2 separate regions of the Homo sapiens genome follow, and region 1 is linked to region 2. A link is a loop called in an ENCODE intact Hi-C map of the cell type or tissue named here. Cell type or tissue: MCF 10A. All regions are shown on one strand. Links, peaks and the distances in the headings refer to the core of each region. The heading gives the core; the rest is flanking DNA. Region 1 holds the start of NEU3 (neuraminidase 3). Region 2 holds the start of LOC107984352 (a long non-coding RNA gene).

Region 1 (8,339 bases), core at 225-8,224, 58 kb after region 2:
GTGCATATCGTTGGGAGACAATTCTTCATGGGTCTCTAGCATTTCTGCATATTTTGCAAAGAGAGGCACTGACTATCTTTGTTCCAGACTATTTGTCCAGGAATGTTTGTATAGTAAACAACCTTAGAAGGTATCAGAGCAAAGGGCGCACATGCTCACTGCCCATTATTGAAGATTCAGGTTCCCTAACCTCAAAGTTCCTCTCCTTTAAGGCACTTCATTACATGTGCAGGTATCATCTGGCTCTCTGCGTCATCATATGGGAATTGGGGCTCAGAACTGGAACAAATGCTGGTACTCTGGCTACTGCTATTGCTGTAAGTAACAAACTATCCTTTTTACAGGTAGTAACAGGCTATCTTGTTAGCTTGCAGGTAAGATAAAAATCTCAGACCCTTCACAATTCTTGACAGCCCCACTCCTACTTCTGCCTGTCCCATATCTTGGAAGCTCCCTAACTTCTGTAACAGGAAGTTCCCCCGATATTCCTGTGCCATCTTACTTGATCGCATTACTTAATACCCTTCTGCATCCCTCTTCCTTCAAACTTTTATATAATTCTGCTCTGCTAATACGGGTGCCAGGCCTGATCCCCTCGCTTTAGTTGCTCACAGTCTGCTGAGAGTGTCAGACACTTAGACAATCTGAACACAGTAGAAGGAGGTGCAAAGTGCTATGGGGGCTTGAAAAGGAGTATTTGTTCTAGTATGGAGGTCTGGGAGGTCCTCATACAGGAAGTGAAAACTGAACCATGAGTGAGGAGTTGGGCCATTTTACAGATGAGGAACCTGAGGCACAGAAGTTAAATAAGTTGCCGAGATCACTCAGCTAGGAAGTGGGAAGAGAGGATTGGAGCCAGGATTCTCTACCTCTAAATATAGAAATTGCTCTTTAACTTCACTTTCTCAGGCATAAGATGAGACCATCTGAGTTTACCTCAAAGAATTGAGAAAGATTTGGTATTAGCTTTGGGTCTATAAAATTTGAGATCCACAGAGTTGGTGATTGTGAACTTGGAGAAGTCTGATAAAGAACCCCAGGACATGACCCGGTTTTTATAAAGGAAATATTTCAGACAAATAAGGCTTAAAGAATAATAAGATGAATATTTGTGAACCTACTGCCATTAAAAATATATATATTACCAATACAGTTGAAGTCCTCAGGGTATCCTTAATCATATCTTACTTCCTGCACTTTCAGAAGTTACTACTACCTGGAATGTGGTGTTTATTATTCGTAAGCATTTTCTTCATACATATGTGTCCATTATATATATGGATATATACAGATATATAGAGACATATATGGTTATTTTTTAATTTTATTTTTACCTCCTTGGGAGCTCTTATACAATATATATGGTTATTGTTTTACCTGTTTTTAAACTTTATATGTGGTTTTTGATTGAGAGTCTCCCAAACAACCCCTGTGTTCAGGTATTTGCTAGAAGGACCCACGCGACTCAGCATATATGACTAAGATTTATTCTTCGATAAAATAAGGACACATCTGGATCATAAGGGAAAAGGACACTGGCAGAGTCTGGAGGAATCCATTTGCAGGCTTCCTTATGCTCTTCCTCCCATGAGGGATTGCAAAGAGCCCACTTTGCCCCAACAACAAAAATGCAGCAACACGTGTGTAATGTTTCTGTCCAGGGAGCCCATTAGAGAGTACCCACAGTTTATTGAGGTTTGGTCATGTGGGCACCATCTGCCTAGCACATAATAAAGACTCCTAGAAAGCAAGCAGGTATCCACCATAAATCATACTGCAATCAAACAGTCTACATAGTCAACTACCCTTTTCAGTTAACTGGTGACTGGGAACACTTTGAGAGCCAAGTTTCCAGACACCTGTCAAAAAACACCAACCTTGCAAGCAGGCCTTCCTAAGGATAACCTGTTAGGCCTGCTATGGTAAATCTGCACAAGTACCATTCTCTCTGTATTGTGCAACTTGCTTTTTTGTTCAATATTTTGTTTGTGAAGATAATTTAGATTGATACCTGTAGCTACAATTTATTCTATTTCACTGCTGTATACTGTTAAACATGACAGTTTATTTACCCTATTAATGGACATTTAGGTCTTTTATAATTTTTCACTATTAAACATTTGCTGCTATGAGCATTCTTGTATGGACACATCTAATACAGGTAGTGGGATTCCTTGGTGGGAGAGGATATACATTTTTACTTTTCTAGGTATTGCTAAATTTTCCTCTAAAGCGACTGTACCAATTTACATTCCTTCTATTAATGAAGGAAATACAAGATTGGAATAATTGGGATAGTTGTGTTATCTTTGTGAATAGATTTTAAAATACTGATTTAGATTTTTAAATAGTTGTAAGACTTCACATTTTCCATATCTTAGTTTGGTAACTTTTTCTAAAACTGTATTAACTTTATCTAGATTTTCAAACTTAAGGAATAAAGTTTGTTTAATATTTATTTCTCATCTCTGTTGTATCCCTGCATATAGTCTCCTTTTCATTAATATCATTTATAACTTTTAAAAATGAGTCTTGCCAGAGGGTTTGTCCGGTTTATTAGATATGTCAAGACTAATATTTGCTTTTGTCAGTCCCCTCTATTGTACTTTGCTTCTTGTTTCATTTATTCTGTTCTTATTTTCATCATTTCCTTTTCTACCTTTTTGGGATTTATTCTGTTCTTCCTTTTCTACATTCTTAAGTTAGATCCTTAACTCATTACTGTTTTGTTGTTCTTATCTCCTGGTATAGGGTCTTTATTTGAGTTCTCCCAGAGGCAAGTTCTGAGACCAGGACCTGAGGGCAATAGTATATGTGAGAGATGCAGGGAGTGCCATAATGAGGTGGGAAAGTAGGAAGGGAAGAAAAGGTGAGCAATAAGGGTGTAGCTTTTAGTAGCTATTGATAATTGCTGTCTAGATTCATTAAATTCATTTTGTCATTAAAGGACAAAATGATGAAATTCTATCATTCATTTGGCATTGGTCAGTTAATTATTTTATGAAGGAGAACTTTTCCCCATCAACTATTTAGTTACCCAGAAATAGGGTTTGTACAGGAAAGGCAGAATAAAAAGCTGCTTTCCTTAGCAAACTCTGAGGTGACCAAAGTGACATTTTTCTCCATATGTCGATATGAACTTTCTTTGCAGTCCTTGTTCTTTTTGATGTTCTAATTTTTCCATATTTGGCCAGTGGAATCACCTTCAAATTGATTCTTACCTTCTTTTGACATGACCTGAAATAGTCTTTTATGGCTTTCTTGCTTTCTGTTAAGATGTTCTAGGCTAATCTTATAAATTTTCTTCCCTGCACCTAAAATCAGCCATTTTTTTCATGGAACCCTGGTTCCTTTGGGGACAAAATAGTATTTTAAGACCCATTATTGCCAGGCGCGGTGGCTCACGCCTGTAATCCCAGCACTTTGGTAGGCCGAGGCGGGCGGATCACGAGGTCAGGAGATCGAGATCATCCTGGCTAACATGGTGAAACCCCGTCTCTATAAAAAATACAAAAAATTAGCCGGGCGTGGTGGTGGGCGCCTGTAGTCCCAGCTACTCGGGAGGCTGAGGCAGGAGAATGGCGTGAACCCGGGAGGCGGAGCTTGCAGTGAGCCAAGATGACGCCACTGCACTCCAGCCTGGGCGGCAGAGACACACTCCATCTCAAAAAATAAAAATAAAAATAAAAAAGACCCATTATTTGGGCTTATTACGATGAGTTGGTCTCTGGTTCTAGGCCTTTTTTTTTTTCTTTTTTTTTTTTTTTTTTTTAGAAAAATACAGCAGGTTGTATTGAGGTTGGCACCTATGTTCTTTCAAAGAACCCTCATCATTTTGTGAGTTCTTTCCTTGTGGCACCACGATGTTCCAGGCTCATCTTGTATGTTCCCTGCCTCAGCACAGGATTTTTTTTAATGAGAAAAATATCACGAATTCAAATTTACAGAAGCTTTACATTTTTATGTCCTCTAAGTTAGCAGTCTGTCTTTCCTTTTATTGGCGTTTGTAAAATTTCTTCTTTTTAAAATTGTTATATTTTAGAGACAGGGTCTCGCTCTGTCACCCAGGCTGGAGTGCAGTGGTGCAATCACAGCTCACCACAGCCTCCAACTCCTGGGCTCAAGGCATCCTCCCACGTAGGCCTTCCAAAGCGCTGAGATTGTAGGCATAAGCCACCAGGCCCAGCCTATTACCTTTACGTTGTACTTAGTCCCAGATAAAAAATGACCTTAGATCAGTCCTTTCCTCTTTGGCTGGGGAGAGGGGGGCTTAAATTCCGGTACTGTGAAACAGAAGAATGGACTCAGTGCTATGTGACAAATCTATGTATGTAAATGTGTGTATATACACACACATAAATTATATATATGAATATATTTTCATTTTCATATTTTGCAAGGAGAGTAGCCAATGCTCTGGACCTCTGGTCCTTTTTGTAGGGTACCCTCTGAGGCCGGGAACCTTTGCTCAACTCTCAGGCTGTCCAGGGAAGCTTTAGGCGGTGATACCGAGCTACAGACCAATATAAGAGCTCGGGGCTGTGGCACTGAAGAGAGGAGGCGGCCGTTGGGAACTGAGGTGGGCCCAGGGCTTGAGCTGAGTTGGCGAGGGTGGAGGTGGTGCCGGTCCCACGCCGTGGTGGGGACCGAGCTGCGGGCTGGAGGGAGGGGCAGCGCCGAGGGGGCGGGACGGGGAGGGCTCGCGGAGTAGGCCAACGGTTGGCCCCAACCGCCACTGACTACAGCCTGCGCCCGCCTCTTTTCGTTGCCGTTACCTGTTTCCGGCAGTCGACACGCTCTTCGCTTCTCGGGGCTTGTCTCCGTGTCCTCCGTCTCAGTTGTTTCTCCCTCTCTATCCTCCTCTGTCTCAGTCTCCCCAGCCTTGGGGCCGGTGCCTCTTCCGGGCTTCGGCGAATGAGACCTGCGGACCTGCCCCCGCGCCCCATGGAAGAATCCCCGGCGTCCAGCTCTGCCCCGACAGAGACGGAGGAGCCGGGGTCCAGTGCAGGTGAGCGGGGTTGGGAGACAGGAGAGCTCCCCGAGGAGGACTCAACTGTGGGGACAGGTTGAGCAAGACCATCTGCGTTTGGGAAATCCAGCCTTGGATTATTGAGACAGAGCCACCTAGTCGGCTAGGATCTGACCTGGCCAGAGAATTCTTGGCTAGTCCTATTTTTATTCGTTCTCACAGAAGCCGAACTTAAACCTCAGAATTATCACTCCAGAGATGAAAGGGAACTGAGACTGGAAAAGCCCTGCTTACCAAAGGTCTCTGGGCGGCAGAAAGAGCCCTGAGCTTCAGTTTCAACTTAGGAGACCTGGGTCTTGGTCCAGATTTTACTGTGGAGTGGCGTTCAGTAAGCTTTGTCCCCATCCCGGGCCCGAGTTTTCCCATCTATACCATGAGAGGGTTTAGACTACAGATCTTCAAAGGTCTGGCACGTGGTAGGTGCTCCTTAAATATTACTTGTTAGGAGTGAATAAATGAGATAGGAAGGCCTCCTGGGATTCACTGGAGGCTCATTGGGTTAGTTGGAGGCTGTGGAATTACATTATTATAGTCTGAGAAGTAGGCGGTATTATCTCCATTTTATAAGTGAGGAAACTGAAGCTCAGAAGTAAAGTGACTTGCTAGTAAGTGTCAAAGATAAGTCAGACTTCAGAGTCCATGCTAGGCTATACTCTCTCCCAGTAAGAAAGCGGGAAGGACTTGATGGGAAAGTGATTATATCGAGCAGCAAGTAATCATTTGAATTCTCTGCTTAAATGAACCCCAGAGCAGGCCCATATCTGATTATTTTCTATCCCGTTTCCAGCACCTGATTTGTGTGAAACGTTTTGGGTGGCAATGCCAGAATCACCATCTATATTACTTCTGTCATCAACACGATCAGCATAATTACAAAAATTAATGGCTCTAATTGTTATAGTGATAATAAAGCATAAATGAAATTGTGAGGACATCAAAATTTATAATTAAAGACACCTATTAAAACAGCAGTTTAAAATTTATAAAACACTTTTGAGTGGTTCTTCATATTGATCTGCTTAGGTAGGTATTATTATCCATAGTTTACAAGCAAGGAATCCAAGACCTAGAGGTTGAGTAACCATCAAAACGTCATGCAGCAAGAAATGGAGCTGAGACTTGAATCCAGCCCATGTGACAAGTTGTGCTTCTCCTTTGGTGATTATTTCCCTATTTCCTCTCCATTTCCTTTTTTTTTTGAGATGGAGTCTTGCTGTGTCACCCAAGCTGGAGTGCAGTGGTGCAGTCTCGGCTCACTGCAACCTCCGTCTCCTGGTTTCAAGTGATTCTCCTGCCTCAGCCTCCCGAATAGCTGGGATTACAGGTGGATGCCACCATGCCTGGCCAATTTTTTTTGTATTTTTAGTAGAGATGGGGTGTCACCATGTTGGCCAGGGTGGTCTCGAACTCCTGACCTCAAGTGATCTGCCCACCTCAGCCTCCCAGAGTGGTGGGAATATAGGCATGAGCCACCGCACCCAGCCTCTTCCTTTCCTGTTCTGAGCCCTAACCCGCTCCATGCCTATCCTGTGCTCCATTCTTCTTATCACCTGGAGAATTCCTGTTTAGATTTAACTAATAGTCACATGTTGACTGATGATAGTAGTGTTGGTTTAACTTGTAATTAAGGTGTTAAGAGTTTAAAGTATGTTCTCTTTCAGCAATAAAGGGGGATTTAAATGTTTTTAAGAAAGGGAGTTGTAATTGTTATTATTGTCATTGTTATCCACAGGATTCAAGGAATAAAACTAGAATATACAGTAATTGGTAGTTTAAAAATAATAACTGTCATATATTGCACTCATACTATGTCATAGGCCTTGTAATAGCCACTGTAGTTAAGCATTTTATTTCTATCACCTACTCTGCTGAATTGTATAGGGGAGGATCCTGAAGCATAGAGAAGTTGAATAACATGCCCAAGGTCACATAGTCCTGGCCTGGTCCAAATCCTATGTTCTTAACCATTACACCAGCCTGGCTCAGAGACAGATTGTTTGCTTAGAACAAAGCCTGACCCTCCCGGGGAGGAGAGCCTGAATTGAGGGGAGAGAAGTATGCTCTAGTATTGAGTGAGAAGATGGTCTCCCCTTGCTTATCTTTTGATTCTGCTGTTGAGAGCCTGGGATTGAAATGAAGGGAGGCTTTTCTTCTGGACTCAGCAAGGCCACTCTCCCAGTTCCCCTCATGATACTGAGCAATAGTTCTTTTCCCTTCTTCAAGTTAGGAACAAGTGACTAAATATTCATATGCTATTGATAAAAGTTTGTCTTGGTTGACACTAGGAGGCTGTAGCCAAAAGCAGTGCAACTTTGCCGTATGGTTCACTGTCCTGAAAGCTTCCTGGAAGATTGGTCTAAAATCATCATGCCATTCCTCTGTCAAAAATTCTTGAGTGGTCTCCCATCTGTGGAATAAACACCTTAATAAGTTATCTAAGCCTCCCAGGATCTGGACTGTGCTGACCCCTTCAGTCCCACCTCTGCCCCCATCCCTTGCACTCCACCTTACTGTAGTCACACTAAACTACTGAGAGGCCCCAAAACTCACTGTTTTCTGTTGCCTATAGGCTTTTCACATCCTTGTCCTCTGCGCTTCTCCTTTTAACCCTCAGTTGGCTAATCCACTGTTCATTCTTTAAGATCTGGCTCACTGATTCATTCAATCATTCAACAAAAATTTGTTGAGTGCCTATTACTTAATAGGCATAGTTCTAGGTGTCAAGGCGGAGCAATAAGAAAACAGACATACCCTTGCTGTTTCTGGAGCTTCCATTTTGTGGTATGTATTAAACAAATGTAACATAGGAGGCATCAAAGTGTGATAAGTGGTGTGGAGAATAGAACAAGGAAAGAAGATAGGCTGGGGCAAAGGAGTTGACAGAGAAACCTTCCTGATTGGATGATGTTTGAGCAGAGCTGAAGAAGGTGAGGGAGCGTTATGTGGCTATCTGAAACGAGTGTTCCAGGCAGAGCCTGTGACTATATGAGGCAGGAGTTCTTTTGGCTCAATCATTCTCTCCAAAAATCCTTCTCTGGTGCCTTGATCTGGATAGATGCCACTTTTGTGTTTTTCTACTTGCTGTTGTGTTTACCTCTAAAGTAGCACTTATTACATCATGTTATAATTGTCCATGTATATGTCTGTTTCCCTCACTTGGATTGGGTTTCTTGAGAGCAGGAACCTCTGATCCTTCTCTGTCTTCTCAGCATCTATTTTAGGGCCTGACACAGAGGAGGAACCTAGAAATATTTATTGAATCAATTGTTCTTACAGCCTGATAATATTTACAAATGATTTGTAAAATTGG
Region 2 (8,339 bases), core at 105-8,104:
TTGTCCTTTACTACTGCCGTGACTCTCAGGTAGTGACAAAAGCTTTGTTCCTTTGTAAAAAGTGGCCCACAAATCTTCATGAAAGCTAAATAAGTAATCAACTTGAACTATAAGGACATGTGCAGAAAATGCATGACTATGGGAAAATTTAGGAGAAAACCAAGAATGCAAACAAAATTTTCTGTATTTTCTAATTTGCGGTTTGAAGAACAGCTGTGAATGTACAAATGTTCAAGACTCTGCTGCTGATCCCAAAGGATCCCTATTCATACTCATCTCCGAGGTTATGGACTAGGCCTATAGCCTGCTCTATCCCAGCCACCGAGACTGATTCAGCTCACTTAGACCAGGATGAGTCTCTGGAATCAGTCTATAATGTCTCTAGTTCAGCCGATCCAATCTGCTGCACCTAGCTCTTAAGCTCCATGGCTCCTCAATCCCCACTAGATCCAGATCTCCCCTCAAAATTCTCCCTCCTTCAATACTCTGTTTTAAAACTCACTTTTCTGCACAGACTCCCTTGGACATGACCTTTGGCATTTATTTTCCAGGACCATGCACCATGGTTAAGTCTTTGGTATCAACTATTTGCTGCCACTTCTACCATTACCACTATCTCCATCACTGTAACTACCCTTACAACCCCCACCCCCACCCTCCCTGGAGGCCAGCAATGAAGCAAGGGCCTGGCTGTACAGGCCCAGCAAGCCCCTTCCCAACAGTTATAATCAGTAAAGCTCTATGCTCATTCCTTACAGGGGAACTTGGTGGGCACCAAAAACTCCCTACCTCCAACTTACTTCTAATAACTTAAAGTCTCCATATTTCACGTAGATAGTTTTGATGCCATTAAATGCGAGATCCAGTTCCTTTAGGGCTGGAAACGTGTGAAATGCCTCTACATGGGGAAGAGAAAGAGAGAGTCTGCAGCTTGTAAAGGACTTAAGAGAAAGATATTAATAATTACCATTTACTGTGTCCCTACTGGGTTAGGCCAGGCACTGTATAAGGTACTTTACATACATGGCCTCTAAATCTCTAACAACCCAGAAAAATAGGGATTACTACTTCCATTCTATGGCTGACTAAGGCTCAGCCAAGCTAAGTGATTTGCCAGAATGGAATTGCTGGTAAGTGAAAGAGCCAAGAATTGAATCTAAGTCTGCTCAACAGCAAAGCCCATTTTAAAAATTATCTTTATTAATCCTGATTACAAAAATTAAAACACAACTAAGAAAAACAGTCAAACATCACAGAAAAATAAAAAGTTCTGTTTAATCCCAACATCCAGAGACAAGTATTAAAAGTTCCATATATAGCACTCAACTTTTTCTCATGTATATATCAAAATACATACCTCTTTTAACAAAAATAGAGTCATACTGTACACACTGTACTGACTTGCTTTTTCCCTTAACAATGTAACTTAAAGATTATTCCATGTCAAAACATATAGATATGCCTAATGTCTTCTGATGTTCTACAGTATAGATATATCCTAGTTTACTAATCCATTTCCCCATTGGTAGCCTTTAGGCTATATGAATAAAAGGTAAGAAACTATATGAATAAATGTTTCTCTCTTTGAATGAGAACTGAACTTTTTCTAGCCTTGTTCCTCTGGTAACCTGAAACCAATGATACAGTAACTGCATTTCCAGGCAGTATCACTTGCGGTAAAAATCACCCTAGGTTGGCAAATTACATCTGGGCTAGGAGAAACTATAAATGAATGATAAACACCTGAAGGGGGCACCATAATTTTGGGCTTCCCTGTGTGTAGTGATTCCTATAATTGGATATATCCTTTGCAGAAACTCTAGGAGCTATGCCTATACGTGTTACAATGTATATTGGCTCCTGTGAGGAATGAGATTTCTAAGCCAGGGTGGCTTTTGCATCCACCCAATGACAGTCTCACTGTCTTGTACCTGAGCTGACACTGGGGGCCAGATGGAGGGGCACAAAGAATGCCTCATGGATGGCTTTGGGAACTCCATTGAAGAGAAACTCCTGATGCTGTTGTACTGGCATTCTGTGTGGAATTACTTAGAGCCTTCTAAGTGAACCTGATGTTAAATATGGTAGTCTTGTAAGTCAGAATGTTCAGTAGAACCTAATAAAGGCTGCTTTGTGAATATTTCTGGATGTTTCCAATGAACAGCCTTGTACGAGTGTGTTACTATAGAATAATTTCCTGGAAGTAAAGCTACTAGATTAAAGGCAATGACTACTTTAAATTTTAAGAAACATTACCAAATTACCTCCAAGATGCTACACCAATGACTATACTTCCACAGTTCAATGCAAGAGTATCCATCTCCCTACCAATGCTGGCTGTCATCAGCCCTTTTCACTCCTGCCAATATTTGACAGGCAGAAAACAGTATCTTGATCCACTGTAATTATTAGTGAGGTTGAACACCTTTTCATATACCTATTGGCCTTTGTATTTCCAGCCCAAGCTCCTGACAGACCACCCTGTCTCCTAAAGGGCAGGGACCTCATCATATGCTTCTTTGAAAACAATCTTCAAACTCAATGCAACAAAACTGAACTTATCCTATTTCCCTCTGACTTGCCTTTTCTCTAATGTGCCCTATCTCAATGAAATGCCCCTTGATTCCTCCCTCTCCCTACATCCCTATCAGTCTATCAACTACCAAGTCCTGTGGTTTCTACTCCTCCTAAATCTCTGTCTGTCTCTCTCTCTCTCAATCCTCTGCACCCTTCTTGTCACAATCCTGGCTCAGGCCTCATCTCCCCTCCCCTGAAAACCTGAAATAATCTCCCAGGTTTCCTGGCCTCCACCTTCTTCTTCTCTTATAATCCACTCTCCTCACAGCTGCCACTGAGCTTCTCTATTTAAAACCCTTCCAAGACTCTCTTTTGCCTGCAGCATTAAGTCCAATTCACTCCCGGTCCTTGATAATCCAGTCGCTGCCAATCTGTCTAGTTTCAATTGTCCCCCACATGCTTCCCTTGCAAGCATACAAAACCTCTTCAGTCTTCCTGATCAGACAATGCCATTCCACATCTGCTCCAGCAGCCGGAAATGCCTTCTTACCTTCTAGTTCCTGAATCACTCCTATTCATTTTTCTGGTCTCAGCTTAGGTGCTCCTCTTCTCAGTTCCTCCTGACACTCTGGCCTGGCTTGAAGTCCCACGTATATGCTTGCATAGTATTTCCTGATTCTCTCTTTCACTGCTCTCCCCTCATCCTGACCTAACTATCTGTATCTGAGTCCATCTCTCTCACCAAACCATGAGCTCACCAGAGCAGGACTGTATGCACTCATTTCTAAAAGCCAAGTATTCACACAGTCCTAATATCCAGCAGGGGTCGCTGTGGACTTGCTGAATAAGAAGGCTTTATGCTCCTACAGGAGTACTTTACAGGCTTAGAAACATTTTTATACACCCATCTCATATGAGCCTGCAAGGTATCCTGCAAGGGGAGGAAAAAAAGAAGGGAATTATCTCCATTGACAGATAGAGAAGTAGAAGATCACAGAAAAATGTTCTAAGTAGGTAGCGCCAGAGCAGGACTGGAATCGAGGTCTTTGTGCTCTCCAGCACCCAGCCTATTGTACTCCAAAAAAGAGATGTGTGGCCAATCATAGATGGTTGGACAGACAAATCCTAACACACGTGAATGGCTGTGCTGGCTAAGAGGAGGAAGAGAGCTTTCAAGAAAGAAAAAGCTTACCTAGAGGCAGCAGGTTTTCTGAGGCATTGATATAAATCACAGAATGAAAATGCTTGAAGTCATTTTCCTTGGCCTGTAGGAAAGCATTTCAGAAAAAAAAAAAAATCCACAAGATTAGTTCCCTGCCTAGAAGCCTTGCTGAAGCTTCAGGGCCACTGTCAGAAGAAACAAAGACCTAAAGGAATAAGGGACATCCCTAGCACAGGAGCAGACACTTGAGTGCTGTAAGGGTTTTCCTGCTTTTTTTCCACTATGAAACATTTCAAATGTACAGAAAAGTATACGGAATGACACTCTGAAGACCCATATAACCACTATCCAGAGGTAAGTATTTAATACAGCTGAATATTTTGCTGTCTTTGCTTTAAATAAATTTCCTTAAAGAAAATATTATATAGGGTGAACCACCACCATTACCACCCCTGTCCATGTATCCCCTCACTAATCCCATAACAGCTATCCTGAATTGGAGACTATCATTCCCATACTCAATAGTTTTTGTGTGTTTGTTTGTTTGTTTTTGAGACAGGGTCTCACTTCCATTGCCCAGATTGGAGTGCAGTGACACAATCTTGGCTCACTGCAGCCTCAACTTCCCCAGCTCGGGTGATCCTTCCACCTCAGCCTCTTGAGTATCTAGGACTGCAGGCACACGCCACCAAGACTGGCTAATTTTTTTGTATTTTTAGCTGAGATGGGGTTTTGCCATGATGCCCAGGCTGGTCTCGAACTGCTGCGCTCAAGTAATCCGCCTGCCTCAGCCTCCCAAAGTGCTAGGATTACAGGCGTGAGCCACTGCACCCAGCTCCCATATCTTTTTTTATGCTTATACGTGTGTGTGTGTGTGTGTGTATCAACTATATATAATGCTAGATACAGGTAGTAAAACTTTACGTTAAATGCAACAATATTTTAGGTATCATTCTGCAACCTGCCTTTTCACTCAACACTGTTTTTGAGAATTACCTGTGTCGATATATGCTGCTTTTGAAATTTACATATGTTGACAGTTGTAGTTCTAGTTCAATTTTTTTTTTTTTTTTGAGACAAAGTCTCGCTCTGTCACTCAGGCTGGAGTGCAATGGCACAATCTTGGCTCACCGCAACCTCCACCTTCTGGGTTCAAGTGATTCTCCTGCCTCAGCCTCCTGAGTAGGTGGGATTACAGGTGTCTGCCACCATGCCCAGTTAATTTTTTTATTTTTAGTAGGGACAAGGTTTCACCATGTTGTCCAGGCTAGTCTCAAACTCCTGACCTCAAGTGATCCTCCTACCTCAGCCTCCCAAAGTGCTAGGATTACAGGCATGAGCCACCACGCCTAGCCCTAGTTCAACCATTTTAATTCCTGTATAGTATTCCATTGTTTGAATATATTGCAAGTTTATTCATTCTCATTTAGTCTGTTTCTAAATTTTATTACAAACAATTATGTAATTAATATTCTTATACACACCTCCTATTCATAAGAGTTTCTTTAATGATATGCTCCTATCAAGCTGTGGGGAATACACAGCTTTATGAGATGGTAGCACATTGTTCTCCAAAGTAGTTAAAACAATTTACAGTCCTACCTGCAGTGTATGAGAAGTCCTATTTCTTTAAATCCTTGCAATTGGCATTATAAAACTAATTTTTGCCAGTCTGATTATTGTAAAATGGCACTGCATTTTCCTGATTATTTATGAGGCTGAATATCTTTTTCTATATTTATTGGCCTTTCAAGTTCCTCTTCTGTATACTAACATATTTATCTGTTGTCTATTTTTCTACTGGGTTTCTCTTTCTTCCTATTGTTTTGTAGGAGCTCTTGACACATTCTGGATCCCAATACTTTTTGGTTATATTACTTGCTAATATCTTCTCCCAGTCTCAGCTTATCTTTTACCTTTGTTTGTGGTAACTTTTGTTAGATAGATATTTTTAATTAAATTTCATAGATATTTTCCTTTATGGTTTAACCACAAAGCTAGCAAGCATCCACTCATCCCGTGGGTCTCAGCTAAGCTACCACCCTCTCCAGGGTGTGTTTCCTGTGTAAGGCTGAGTCAGGGGCCTGTCCTCTGAGGTCATATTTCGCACCCTCGTGTTTCCCTCATTGACTGCATTAGCTAGTCCTGTCTAACTCCATATCCATCTAAGCCCAGCCTCCTCCCTCTCTACTGGACTATATGCTCCAGAGGGCAGGCAGTGTCTGAGCCACCTCTGTACCCTCCAGCAAATAGCACAGAGACACACCAGGCCTCGGTAATGTTTGGTGAGCACGTGAGTGAATAAGTAAAAGAAGAACATACGGTATCCAATGAGGGGACTGAGCTTTGACCAGCCATGTTGTAGCCCTCAAAAGGTGAATTGATAAAGAGACCTCTGAAATCTTCTATGACTTTGTCTCACCGTTATATGTGAACTATATATTATAATCTCTGGGACCATGTGCTGGCCTAGAATGGAGGGCCTCTCAGCCACAAGATGAATATATTTCTAAGGTTAACCTGTCCCTAAGTAACTCAATTCTGAAAACATGAGTGCTAAATGAAGTGAAGCAGAACCCTGTTAAAGGAGCAGTCTGCTTTACCACAAACTTGGCCATCCTGTGGGTTAGAGCCTCTACTCTATGGTTTATACAAGTAATCTCTCTTGGTATGCCACGAAAGCCAACATACCAAAGATGTATGTTATAATATCCTGTATATACACTGGCTAATGGTGGGTCACAAATATGGCTCCAAGCTGCCTATAAGCCAATACAAAGAAAGAAACATGATTCATTGCATGAGTCACAGCACCTGTAAGTTAGGAACGAACCAGCTTCTTGGGAAAACCATTACAATTGCTGGCATTGAAACTTAAGAAATATCTCTTGTAGGGTCTTGTGATGGGAACTCAGTGTCACACAATGAATTATGTACCCACAAAATTACATGGCAAATTCAAAACCAGTTTCATAAGGCAATTTTCTTTTCTTTTCTTTTTTTTTTTGGTGACAGAGTCTCACTGTCACCCAGGCTGGAGTGCACTGGCACGATCTTGGCTCACTGCAACCTCTGCCTCAGGGGTTCAAGCAATTCTCTGCCTCAGCCTCCCAAGTAGCTGGGATTACAGGTGCCTGCTACCATGCTTGGCTGATTTTTTGTATTTTTAGTAGAGATGGAGTTTCACCATCTTGGCCAGGCTGGTCTTGAGCTCCTGACCTTGTGATCCACCCACCTCGGCCTCCCAAAGTGCTGGGATTACAGCCCTGAGCCACCACGCCTGGCCCATAAGGCAATTTTCTTTAATTCATATCAAATAGGACAAGGGCAATATAAAATTTGTAGCAAAAGTTTGTGTCTGAATATTGTTTCAACCCAATAAATCCTTGTCTGACTCTCCTCTCCCTCCTTCTTCGTGACCAGATTTCCAGTCCCTAGGGACTCTGGAGGTGCAAGAGACAAACCACAACAGCCAGGTGCGCCACCTCAAGTCTGGCTCACCCCAATCACATCTTTGCTGGCTGACCTCACCTTGGAGAACTTCAGGCCACTCACATTAATGGTGCACAGATCTGATGGCTTCCTCACACAGTGGTGCTTCAGCTGGAACATAATACAAAGAGTTGTCTCTTAAGGCCCCTACAAAGTTTAATTAATCTATTACCACTCAGCCTTCTCTTGTTGGGCAATCATATACTTGTCATAATTTGTTTGCTTGTTCATTCATTCATTCATTCATTCATTCATTATTCATCCATTCATTCGCCAAATATTTACCAAACACTAAATTGGGCCATACGCTTTGCTGAATACATTAACAAACTTTCTTCTAATCCTAATTAAGCCCTTTGATTATAAAGTAAGATTATCTCCTCTTTTTAATGAGAAAAACAAGGTTAAGAGAAGTTATGTGCCTTGCCAAAGGTCCCACAGTTAGTAAGTGACAGATCTTACTAATCCAAATCTGTAATCACTAGACTCTATGCACTTTTGACTGCCATATGTCACCCGACATAATTTAAAAGTTAGAGGTAAATTTTAGCTTTGGAGCTTCCATTTATGTTTAATCAAACCTCATTCTTTTTTTGTTAATCATTTATTTATGGTACCCACCATGTTTAGGCACTGAAAGGCATTGGGAAGACAATGAAGAAAAAGCAGAGACATTCCATAACCTCATAGAGCTTACAGTGTCATGGGAAGCCAAGTAGCAAGTACGTATTTATAAATGTGATAAATATTTTAAAGGAGAAATTTAAGATGCTATGAGACATATAACAGGAGGTCCTAACCTCAGTCTGAATGAGGAAATACTTACTTGAGGAAGTAATATTTCAGAAACCTAAGAGCTAAATAGGTCTCATGAAAGTGGGTAGTAGGGATTATGAAGTCTACCAAGGCAGGAAAAAGCAAGGTGCTTCTGAGAGGATGAAAAACAAGATAAGGTTAGTGAGACGGCCATTAGATCATATAAGTCCACGCTGGCTCTATAAAGGAGTGTGGATTTTATCCTACGACAAATAGAAAGCAGATTTTTAGCAGGGGGCTGATAGTAATTTTATAAAAATTGTAATGTCGGATACACATAGACATATCAGACAGAGTACATCACATAGATGAGAAGACAGGAAAGGAAGGGGAAAGACGAATGTACCAGATT

The links. A loop is a pair of places that touch in the nucleus more often than their neighbours do. Peaks named below come from ENCODE experiments on the same cell type or tissue, not always from the same donor. Only the 100,000 strongest peaks of a DNase experiment are listed, where the experiment ranks them.
Region 1: it touches region 2 in a loop (6-fold over the local background); 5 of 110 quality-filtered maps call a loop at or near these places.

The regions. Positions count from the first base shown.
Region 1 is chr11:74,984,147-74,992,485 of GRCh38, forward strand. It overlaps NEU3 (neuraminidase 3), which reads left to right and starts at 4,787. Exons shown (of 3, transcript NM_006656.6): 1 at 4,787-5,008. The coding sequence starts at 4,915. RefSeq lists enhancers at 4,537-4,586, 4,867-5,056. In MCF 10A, for the core only: no CTCF peak of the experiment used is centred there; a DNase peak (open chromatin) is centred at 4,755.
Region 2 is chr11:74,926,591-74,934,929 of GRCh38, forward strand. XRRA1 (X-ray radiation resistance associated 1) reads right to left here. Exons shown (of 19, transcript NM_001378157.1): 5 at 7,211-7,282; 6 at 3,710-3,782; 7 at 801-898. It overlaps LOC107984352 (a long non-coding RNA gene), which reads left to right and starts at 4,531. Exons shown (of 3, transcript XR_001748295.2): 1 at 4,531-7,155; 2 at 7,802-7,893. RefSeq lists a silencer at 6,640-7,115. In MCF 10A, for the core only: a CTCF peak has its summit at 3,331 (motif pointing right); a DNase peak (open chromatin) is centred at 3,341.